Linked DNA regions of Homo sapiens: region 2 is linked to region 1. The links are chromatin contacts, found by Hi-C in ENCODE. All regions are on one chromosome and are shown on one strand. The core of a region is the stretch at or near the end of the contact, and the rest is flanking DNA. Distances in the headings are between cores, read along the strand shown.

The links. Hi-C counts contacts between places; a loop is a spot of excess contacts on that map. Pooled maps may share reads with other maps.
Region 2: a loop to region 1 is called in a map with no recorded cell type, with 20 times the contacts of the local background. The contact joins two enhancer-like sites. A Hi-C loop is called at or near these places in 3 of 37 single-sample maps with no recorded cell type and 4 of 50 pooled maps.

Annotation. Positions count from the first base shown.
Region 1 is chr2:96,483,492-96,487,968 of GRCh38, forward strand. No RefSeq gene overlaps it. Among named protein-coding and RNA genes, the nearest start is that of NEURL3, 20 kb to the right of the region's middle. RefSeq lists enhancers at 1,931-2,623, 2,309-2,958. Within about 2 kb of position 2,685, at least 34 of the 41 ENCODE cell types and tissues checked have a DNase peak (open chromatin) inside an H3K27ac peak, as active enhancers do.
Region 2 is chr2:98,458,681-98,463,157 of GRCh38, forward strand. All of the region lies in intron 1 of INPP4A (inositol polyphosphate-4-phosphatase type I A), which reads left to right. Among named protein-coding and RNA genes, the nearest start is that of INPP4A, 16 kb to the left of the region's middle. RefSeq lists an enhancer at 2,041-2,100. Within about 2 kb of position 2,356, at least 13 of the 41 ENCODE cell types and tissues checked have a DNase peak (open chromatin) inside an H3K27ac peak, as active enhancers do.

The DNA of each region.
Region 1 (4,477 bases), core at 1,435-3,934:
GCGCTTGTTTAATGCTCACAGTATCATGTGATGAAGGAGGCATTATTGTCATCCCCATCTTACAGATGAGGAAATCAAGGCACAGTGAGGTGATTTACCTAGATATTTTCATCTGCAAAGTGGGGATGATGCTGAGTGTTGGTGTGAGCATCAAATGCGTAACTACGCGTGAAGTGCTTAGAGCAGCTGGTGGGTTGGGAGCAGGGATCTATCTGAAGCCCCCTTCTGCGATGTGGTTTTTCCAGTTAAACATGATATTTTTGAGATTTGTCTATGTGACACTCATAGCTCTAGCTCATTCACTGCATGACCACACGGCAGTTCATCCATTCTTTTGTTGGACACTGTAGAAGTTGGGTCTTCCCAGAAGCAGATACCAAGACGAAGTTGGACATATGAGACACTGACTGGGGGAAATGCCTATGAAGGAGACAGGGGGGTGAGCTGGAGAATGTTGCACTCAGATGCCTGGGAAAGGAGAGGGGAAGGAAAGAGGGTGGACAGGAAGAGTCTAGGGCTGCAGGGCCATTCTGGGAATTGTTGGGCCAGGCTGATAAGGAGTCCTCTAAACAATGTCACCATTACAGGCATCCCACATCCCCCAGGAAAGGGGATGCCCAGATACCGCCTCCCTGTACTTCTATCTGGTGCTCCCACATCAAAGATTGGAGAAGCATGGCGTCAGGAAGGATGAGGCGGAGGGAAGCTCACGACAGGCTGGGTCTGTCAACTGTGCTCCTCACAGCAGGAGTCTGAGCAGGGCCTTTCTACAGCTGCCATGGGCATGTGGGCTGTTTCACACTTCTCTCGGCTTTACCCCAAGGAGTAGGGGTGACAGCTGCTCCCACTGCGTGCTGACAGCATCGAATTTCTGGGCCTCATACATTCACTGGGGGTGAAAAAGCCAGCCTTGGGCCTCTCAGAGGCCAGCCCCCAGTCTATCCCCCAAGAGGACACACACTTCCTGACATCTCCTTGTGACTGGGAGAACACACATTTGCTACACAGGTATGGGACCCTCTCTCCTCACAAATATTTTAAAAGGGTTCTACCTTAGGGTAACCCAAGGGCCTGCCTCCCCCCATTTTAGCCAATGGTCATATCCTCTTAGTCTCAATTTAGGGAAAGGACAGGCAGTCTATTCCCTCCAATATAATACTTGGTGCTGTGGTTGAATGTCCCCTCCAAAACTCATGTTGAAATTTAATTACCATTGTGAAGACCTTAAGAGATGGGTGATTAGGCCATGAAGCCTCTGCCCTCATGAGTGAAACAATATTGTTATTGCAGGAGTGAGCTAGTCACTGAGGGAATGGGTTCCTGATAAAAGGGTGAAGTTCAGTCCCCATCTTCCCTCCTACCCTCCACCTTCCACCTTGGGATAACTCAATATGAAGGCCCTCGCTAGATGCCAGAGCCATGCCCTTGGACTTCCCAGAGCTATGAACCAAATAAACCCTTTTCTTTATAAATTGCCCAGTCTGTGGTGTTCTAACAGTAAAAAACAAACAAACAAACAAAAAAAGGAATAAGACACTTGGGCTTCTCCTTCCAAGTCCCTGTCAGCCCCAGGACTGCACATACTCCTGGGGGGAGACAGGCAAGGAGCCAAAATGTATTTGATCCTTTAAGTCAGCGGAATCCAAGAGCATTTGAGGGAGTCAGGAGGGGTCCTGAACAGAAAGCCAGGAAGATGTTTAGGGCCAGAAACGGGGATTAGGAAGTGCCCTCCTCTCGTGGTCAGTCTCCATCTCAATCACTGTGTCCAAGTTGGCCCTTTTTTTGTTGAGAACTTTGTGGGGAATGGGGACTGTTCAGGTGATCCGCCTCCATGTCAAGCCATAAATGGCTCAGCTTGAGGCAGAAGGGAGTCTTGGCTGGGATTCAGCGATTCCAGATCTGGTCCCAACCATACCATGGGCTGCTGTGTGGCTGCAGGCAAGTCACACAAAGCCTCTGCGCCTCAGTTTCCTGGCTATAAAATGAGAATGTCACCCCCTGCTGTGCCCCTCGCACTTCACACAGATCTGAGAGAAACAAGCTGGCTGCGCCAGAAAACCACAGAGGCACCACCTCTAGATTCCTGTGGAGATCCTACCACCCATTCCTTCAAAGGAAGGGACTGGGGAGCAGGGCAGCTGGCAGCAGAGGCTAATCTGCTGTGCAGGTCTGTGGAGGAAGGGACCGTGCGCGGTTCTCTTCCCTCTGCCTCCAGGCTTAGGAGTCATCCCCCACACGCGGGACCCCCAGTCCCCACTGTAGACTTCTTCCAAGTGGAATTTCTTCAACAGTTGATCAGCAGGGGGGTCAGGGCGTGCAGTGCAGGGGTGGGGGTGGGGGTTGCGAGAGGAGTGCCATCAGGGAGTAATGCTGGCGAGGCCTCATGAGGACAGCACGCTGGGGCCCTGTGTGCGATGGGCGCCAGGGGCAGGTGACATGGTGGACCCGGTCTCCCCCTTCCCTCTCCAATTGATCTAACAGAAAGCCTGATGTGAAAGTCTGGACGAGGGAATTTTCCCATATCTGCAGGAAAGCCCCGTAGCAGGTCCCTGGAGCCAGCCCGGGCAGGCCTCCGCTTACAGGACGCTAAAGATCCCTGGTTGCAGTTCTACTTTCTTTTTACTGCGTGTATTCTGCCCCTGTGATAATGATTCATTACACGCTTCCTCCATTGTTTTACTCCAGTGACCTCACGTCAAGGGAACCTGTGATCTCAGGCTTCTAGGAAAGCGAAACTTAGCCGCAGCCTGCCTCTCTCCCAGCCTGCCTTACAAGCACTGTGAGTTGCTGGCTGGCCGAGGCCCTGGCAGATCAGACCTCCTGCAGCCCCAGGGATGGCACGGGCACCGCCACTCACGCAGCCGGTAGAGCGCTCCTAGGGCAGGCCCATCTCGCTTCCCTCTCGCCTCTCCCCCCCGCTTTTGCTTGGGCCAATCCGACCTCCTCACCTCCTCGTAGCTCCCCCAGCACACCTTGCCTTTGCCATCTCTGCATGTGCCGCGCCTGCTGTCTGGAAGACCGGCATCCATTCCCCTCTGCCTTCCAAACTCTCCCTGTAGGACCAGCTCAAAAGGCATCTCCTCTTCAGCTGTTCCTGCTGCCAGGGCTAATATCGTCTTCCTCTTTTTTCCCCACTAGCGCTTCTTTGTCTATTTTGGAGAGGTTTTGTTTTGGATAACTTTTTAATTGAGATGTAACTCACATTATCATAATATTCGTCTTTTTTAAATGCACAGTTCAATGGTTTTTAGTATTCTATTCACAAAGTTGTGCAACTATCAGCATAATTAATTTCAGGATATTTTCCTCACCCTAAAAAGAAACTCCGTACCCTTTAGTTGTCACTCCTCATTTCTGCCTCTCCCCAGCCTCTGAAACCCACTAATCTACTTTCTGTTTCTGGATTTGCCTATTGTAGACATTTCATATGGATGGAATCGTGCATATATGGCCTTTGGTGACTAGTTTCCTTCTCTTAGCATAACATTTTCAAGGCTCATCATGATGTAGCCTGAATCAGTATTTCATTCCTTTTTAAGGATCAAATAATATTCATTTCTACCTTGGGGCCATTATGAATAATTCTTCCATCAACATTTGTGTACAAATTGTGTGTGGAAGTGTTTCCAATTCCCTTGGGTATATATGTAGGAGTGGAATCGCTGGCTCATACAGTCCTTCTGTGTTTAAGTTTTTGAGGAGCCACCACTGTTTCCCAAAGCAACTGTTTTTGGCTTTTTAACCAATATGTAAGCTCATTCTCATTGTTAAAAAAAAAAAAAAAAAAGTCCCCACATGCCAGTGAAATGTTCAAGTCCTCCCAATCACATCCCCATCCCAGTCCTTTCCCAGGGTCACTTCTCTTACCCTCCTGGACCCTTTGCCATTCATATACCAACACACACACACATTATTTTATGCATTTTTATATTCATGACATTTACTGTATGCTACATCCTGTATGTCAGAAACATAATGAAAACGTATTCCTTGGGCTGGATGCAGTGGCTCACACCTGTCATCCCAACCTTTGGGAGGCTGAAGTAGGAGGATTGCTTGAGCCCAAGGAGTTCAGGACCAGCCTGAGCAACACAGCAAGATCCTGTCTCTACAAAAAATTTAAAAAATTAGCCAGATGTGGTGGTGCCCACCTGTTGTCCCAGCTACTTGGGAGGCTGAGGTGGGAGGATTGCATGAGCCCAGGAGGCGGAGGCTGTAGTGAGCTATAATCACGCCACTGCACTCCAGTCTGGGTGACAGAGTGAGACCCTAGTTCCAAACAAAATAAAGTAAAAAAATCAAAAAATAAAAACTTATTCCTTGGAACCACAGCACAATGTTCTATAATATGGATAAACCATGGTTGATATAACCACTTTCCTATTGGTAAATATATAAAGTTTGTTTCCAAGTGCTTTCCTGTCATGAGAATTGCTGCCAGGTCATTCTTGCAAGCAGTGAGTGACTTTCTGGAGTA
Region 2 (4,477 bases), core at 1,106-3,605, 2.0 Mb after region 1:
AGACTCTGGCCCAATGAATGGGATGCTGCACATTTTTTTTCCAGGAGAAACAAAAGGTGTTGGGACCCCTAAGTATGCAGCATGTATGCAGAGAGTGAGGCATGGCCAGGGGGGATGTGGCTCTGATTTCCACATTGCATCTCCAGACCTTAAGCGGGTAGGCAGCATCGGCGGATCATGGCAGGGAGAGAAGTACAGCGGAGGCGAAGTTCTCAAAGCATGGCTGACTGTGGAAGGTGGCTCTCAGCACACTCTTTGTGGCCCGCTAACACCCGTCAGGATGGTAGCCACCACACGCCCAAAGGCACCCGAAGTGCTTGATTTTGACTGACTTTTACCACATTTGCCACCAGTGTGATTGGAGCATTCATGGAGCACAGAATATGACACCAAGTCAGGATTGCATAGTGCTCAGGCAGAGCTTTGTCCTTCGGAAATGCCGCTCACTCATGAGACAAGATGGATAGTTCAGGTCTGGACTGGCCCAGGAGTGGGAGTGACACTGAGTAGACCTCGGCCAGGGGCTTGCCCCTAAACCAGTGGTCCCTGCACCTGGGAAAATCAGCACTCTGATTGCCTCACCTGGTTTCCCGCCCACTCCTCCCTACCCTGGTTGAGTGGCCTAAGGGAGGGTAGAGTTCAGGGAGCTATTAGGAGGAAGGGGGTCGCTGCTGAGTAGCCAAAAGGAAAAACAACATGAAAGTAAGAAAGTCTACCAGGACACCCTGGAGGGCTGGCGTGCAGAGTGCTGAGGGGGACACCTGTGTCCGTGTTTGGGAGGCCCTCTTACCCTCTCCTCCTTGGTGTGCAACTGGTTAATAGTAATTCCTTGAGGGTCTGGAGAAGTTGCTCAAGTGTTAGATTCTACTTTACTGCATGCTACAGGGGCATTGTGTCCCACAATGGCATTCACAGTGTGAAGATTGCCAGAGTTCTCTATGGACACACCCTGCGAACATCATGGATCTGGGCTGTCATAAGACTTAAGCATCCTTCAGGGCAGGGACAATAGCTTGGTTTTCTTTGTAGGTCCAGAGTGCCCCACTGTGCCTGGCACAAAATAGGCATATAATCAATGTTTGTTGAGTGAACGAATGAATAAAGCTAGTCTGTCCTTGTCAAAGTAGCAAGAAAAGCCTCAGCCTCTCTTGGGAAGACAGCCTGCTTCCCTGAGGTCAAGTTGAGGTTCAGTCTAACTGAGGAGAAGGAGGGGAGACCAGAATCCACTGCACAGCTGCTGCCCCAGTAAGTTCTCAGGGAGAAACCAGAACTGTCAGTTTGCTGAGTCAAAGGCAGAAGCCTGTTCTCAGCAGTGACCTTTTTTATCCTTGGCACACAAGCCCTTTTGTCCAGGTGGCTGGAACCTAGGTCTGCTTCCACTTCTGGGTGAGAAGGTGCCACACCTTTGGGTTTGGTCATCGTGTGTGTGTGTGTGTGTGTGTGTGTGTGTGTATGTTTAAAATTAAAAGTAAAAATTTTCCCCATATACATGTACACATATATGCAAGTGTGGTATTATAGGTGCAAGGGTGCAGAGAAGCCTAGTAGGGTAGGGGCACCCAGGAAAGGTGGCCTCTTCCTCTTGTGGGTTTTGGGGAGCATCACAGGGCCTCAGGGAAGGGTGAGTTATGTGTCATGGAAGGGCAGTGGCTCAACCTGGGGGTCTTCAGAGATAAATGAGGAGGGACTGGGGCAATGCATCAGGAAGGAGGCTCAGGAGAGGCAGGGCCAGATCACCCGGGGGGCTCGAGCCCCTTCAGGCCTTTTGTAAAGTTTGGGAATTCATTCATCCCACACTGGAGGGTGTCAGACTTTTTTAAGACTCTTTCATTCTTTTTGTTTGTGTCATTACTTTAAGTGACAGAAGCAGTTCCATAGTCATTTTCATGGTTTGGGGAGACCCTTTCTTGGATCATAGTAATTCTTACAATAATGCCTGTGCTCTAACCACCAGTTTTAGGGGATTGTGGGCCGCGACTTGGCCTCCTTGTCTCCGCTCTGTGTTGGCTTTACAGTTGTGGATGCTGCGGCTCACCCAGCGCTGTGTGGCAGTGGGTCCTGCTGCAGGATGTCCACAATGCAGACCACAGGGCAGGGTGTCCCTGGCACCCATGGGGTCAGGGGTGAAGCTGTTATCTGTGAAATGACAGAAATGAAACCCAGCATTGGAGAAGAATCGTCTGCGCCCCCTCTAATCCACCTGTGAAACACTGTGCTGAAACACCATGAGGAAGAGGAAGCATTGGGGTGTAAAGAAACCCAGAAATGCTGGTTTCTAGAAATGGTATTAATTGTCTCAGGGGCTCTCCCTACAGTGTGAAATAGCTGGCTGGGCAGCTGCAGCCGGTTCCATCTTCTCCATAGCCACGCCCTTCCCGTGACCTCATGGGGTATCTGCACAGTGGGTGCAGTGCAAAAAGACACAGTCAAGCCTGTGAGCCAGTAGCTGGCGAGGGGGTGGTTTGGTAGTGAGAGATGATTACAGGGACGGGGGTTGGCTCATGGTTCTGCCACACCACCCTCCATCTCTAACTGGGACTCTGACTTGGAATATAGACTTCACTATGCCACATGATGTAGTGACATGGCAGAGGAGGCAAACAGAGTGGAAGGAGACAAGTCAGAGAAGAAGGAAGTGAAGGGCGGAGAGCAAGGGATGCTCATTGCCAAGGCCGTGGCAGTCACTGCCAGCAACAGGTGTGGGCCTAGCTTTGATTCTGTCACCTGCAGGGGTGCCTGCCCCAGAGCAGGGCTCCTTGAAATCTTCCATCCCCTTATTGGCTGTGCACTAATGTCTCTTGGAGAGACTTCTCAAAAACCTCCCTGTACTTAACTTGGTTTGACAAATTTGATAACATTTTATGTTTTAATAGGCAAACATTTTCATGGCTTAAAAATTGTAAAATATAGCAGGATATGTGGTAAAGCCTGTTTCCTACCCTATCCTCTAGCCATCCATGTCCCCTCCCTTAAGACACCAATGCCATGTGCTTGTTGGGTTTTTTTCTGAAGTTATGCTGTGTATATGCCAGCAGGCCTGCATGTGCAGACATGAGACAGTTTTCCACATCCCTGGTGCCATGCTGCGTGCTCGCTGTGTGCCTCTTCTGACGGTTTCACTGGCCCACAAGGAGTTTTGTGTTCCATTGTCCAGCTGCATGCTGGCCTGCTGCCAGGCTGTGCTGCAGATTCTTCAACCAGTGCTCTCTGGATGCCTGTTAGCTTCTTTCCAGCCTGTGCTTCACACTAATACGTTAGTTTTGTGAAGGAAGCTGCACCCCCCTTGCTCTGAGGTCTGGGCCTAGGCTCTGGCTGGATTGAGCATCATTCTAGCTGGAAAAAGAGGGTGGGGTTAGACGACGTGTTTAAGCTTCTGCCCGTTTATTTCAATTATGACCTGGCCTGTAGGGTTTTCTTTGGGAAATGGGCAGTTAATGGTTAGATACTATTTGTAAGGCACATGTCTCTAAAATATTACCTTCTAGTGGCCAGGCGTGGTGGCTCACGCCTATGATCCCAGCACTTTGGAAGGCCAAGGTGGGCGGATCATGAGGTCAGGACATCGAGACCATCCTGGCTAACACAGTGAAACCCCATCTCTACTAAAAATACAAAAAATTAGCTGGGCGTGGTGGCAGGCGCCTGTAGTCCTAGCTACTCAGGAGTCTGAGATAGGAGAATCGCTTGAACCCGGGAGGCAGAGGTTGCAGTGAGCCGAGATCGTGCCACTGCACTTTAGCCTGGGCAACAGATGGAGACTCTGTCTCAAAAATAAATAAATAAATAGATAAAAATAAAATAAAATATTACCTTCTAGTTACACACAGACCTTTTATTTTTTTAATTATTATTGTTTTTTTTTTGAGACAGGGTGTCACTCTGTCAACCAGACTGGAGTGTAGTGGCAGGATCATGGCTCACTGCAGCCTCTGCCTTCCAGGCTCAAGTGATCTTCCCACTTTAGCCTCCTGAGTAGCTGGGACTACAGGTGTATGCCACCATGCCTGGCTAATTTTTAATTTTTTTTTGTGGGTTTGGCTATGTTGCCTAGGCTGGTATTGAACTCCTGGGCTCAAGCAATCCACCTGCCTCAGCTTTTCAAAGTGCTGGGATTACTGGTGTGATCCACCATGTCCAGCCAACACACAGACATTTTATTTTTTATTTATTTTTAATTTTTAATTTTTTAAAATTTTTATTCAAGACAGAATCGTGCTCTGTTGCAATCTTGGCTCACTGCAACCTCCACCTCCCGGGTTCAAGCCATTCTCCTGCCTCAGCCTCCCAAGTGGCTGGGATTACAGGTGTGTGCCATCACATCCGGCTAATTTTTGTATTTTTAGTAGAAACGGGGTTTCACCATGTCGGCCAGGCTGGTCTTGAACTCCTGACCTCAGATGATCTGCCCGCCTCGGCCTCCGAAAGTGCTGGGATTACAGACGTGAGCCACCGCGCCCAGCCCACAGACATTTTAAAC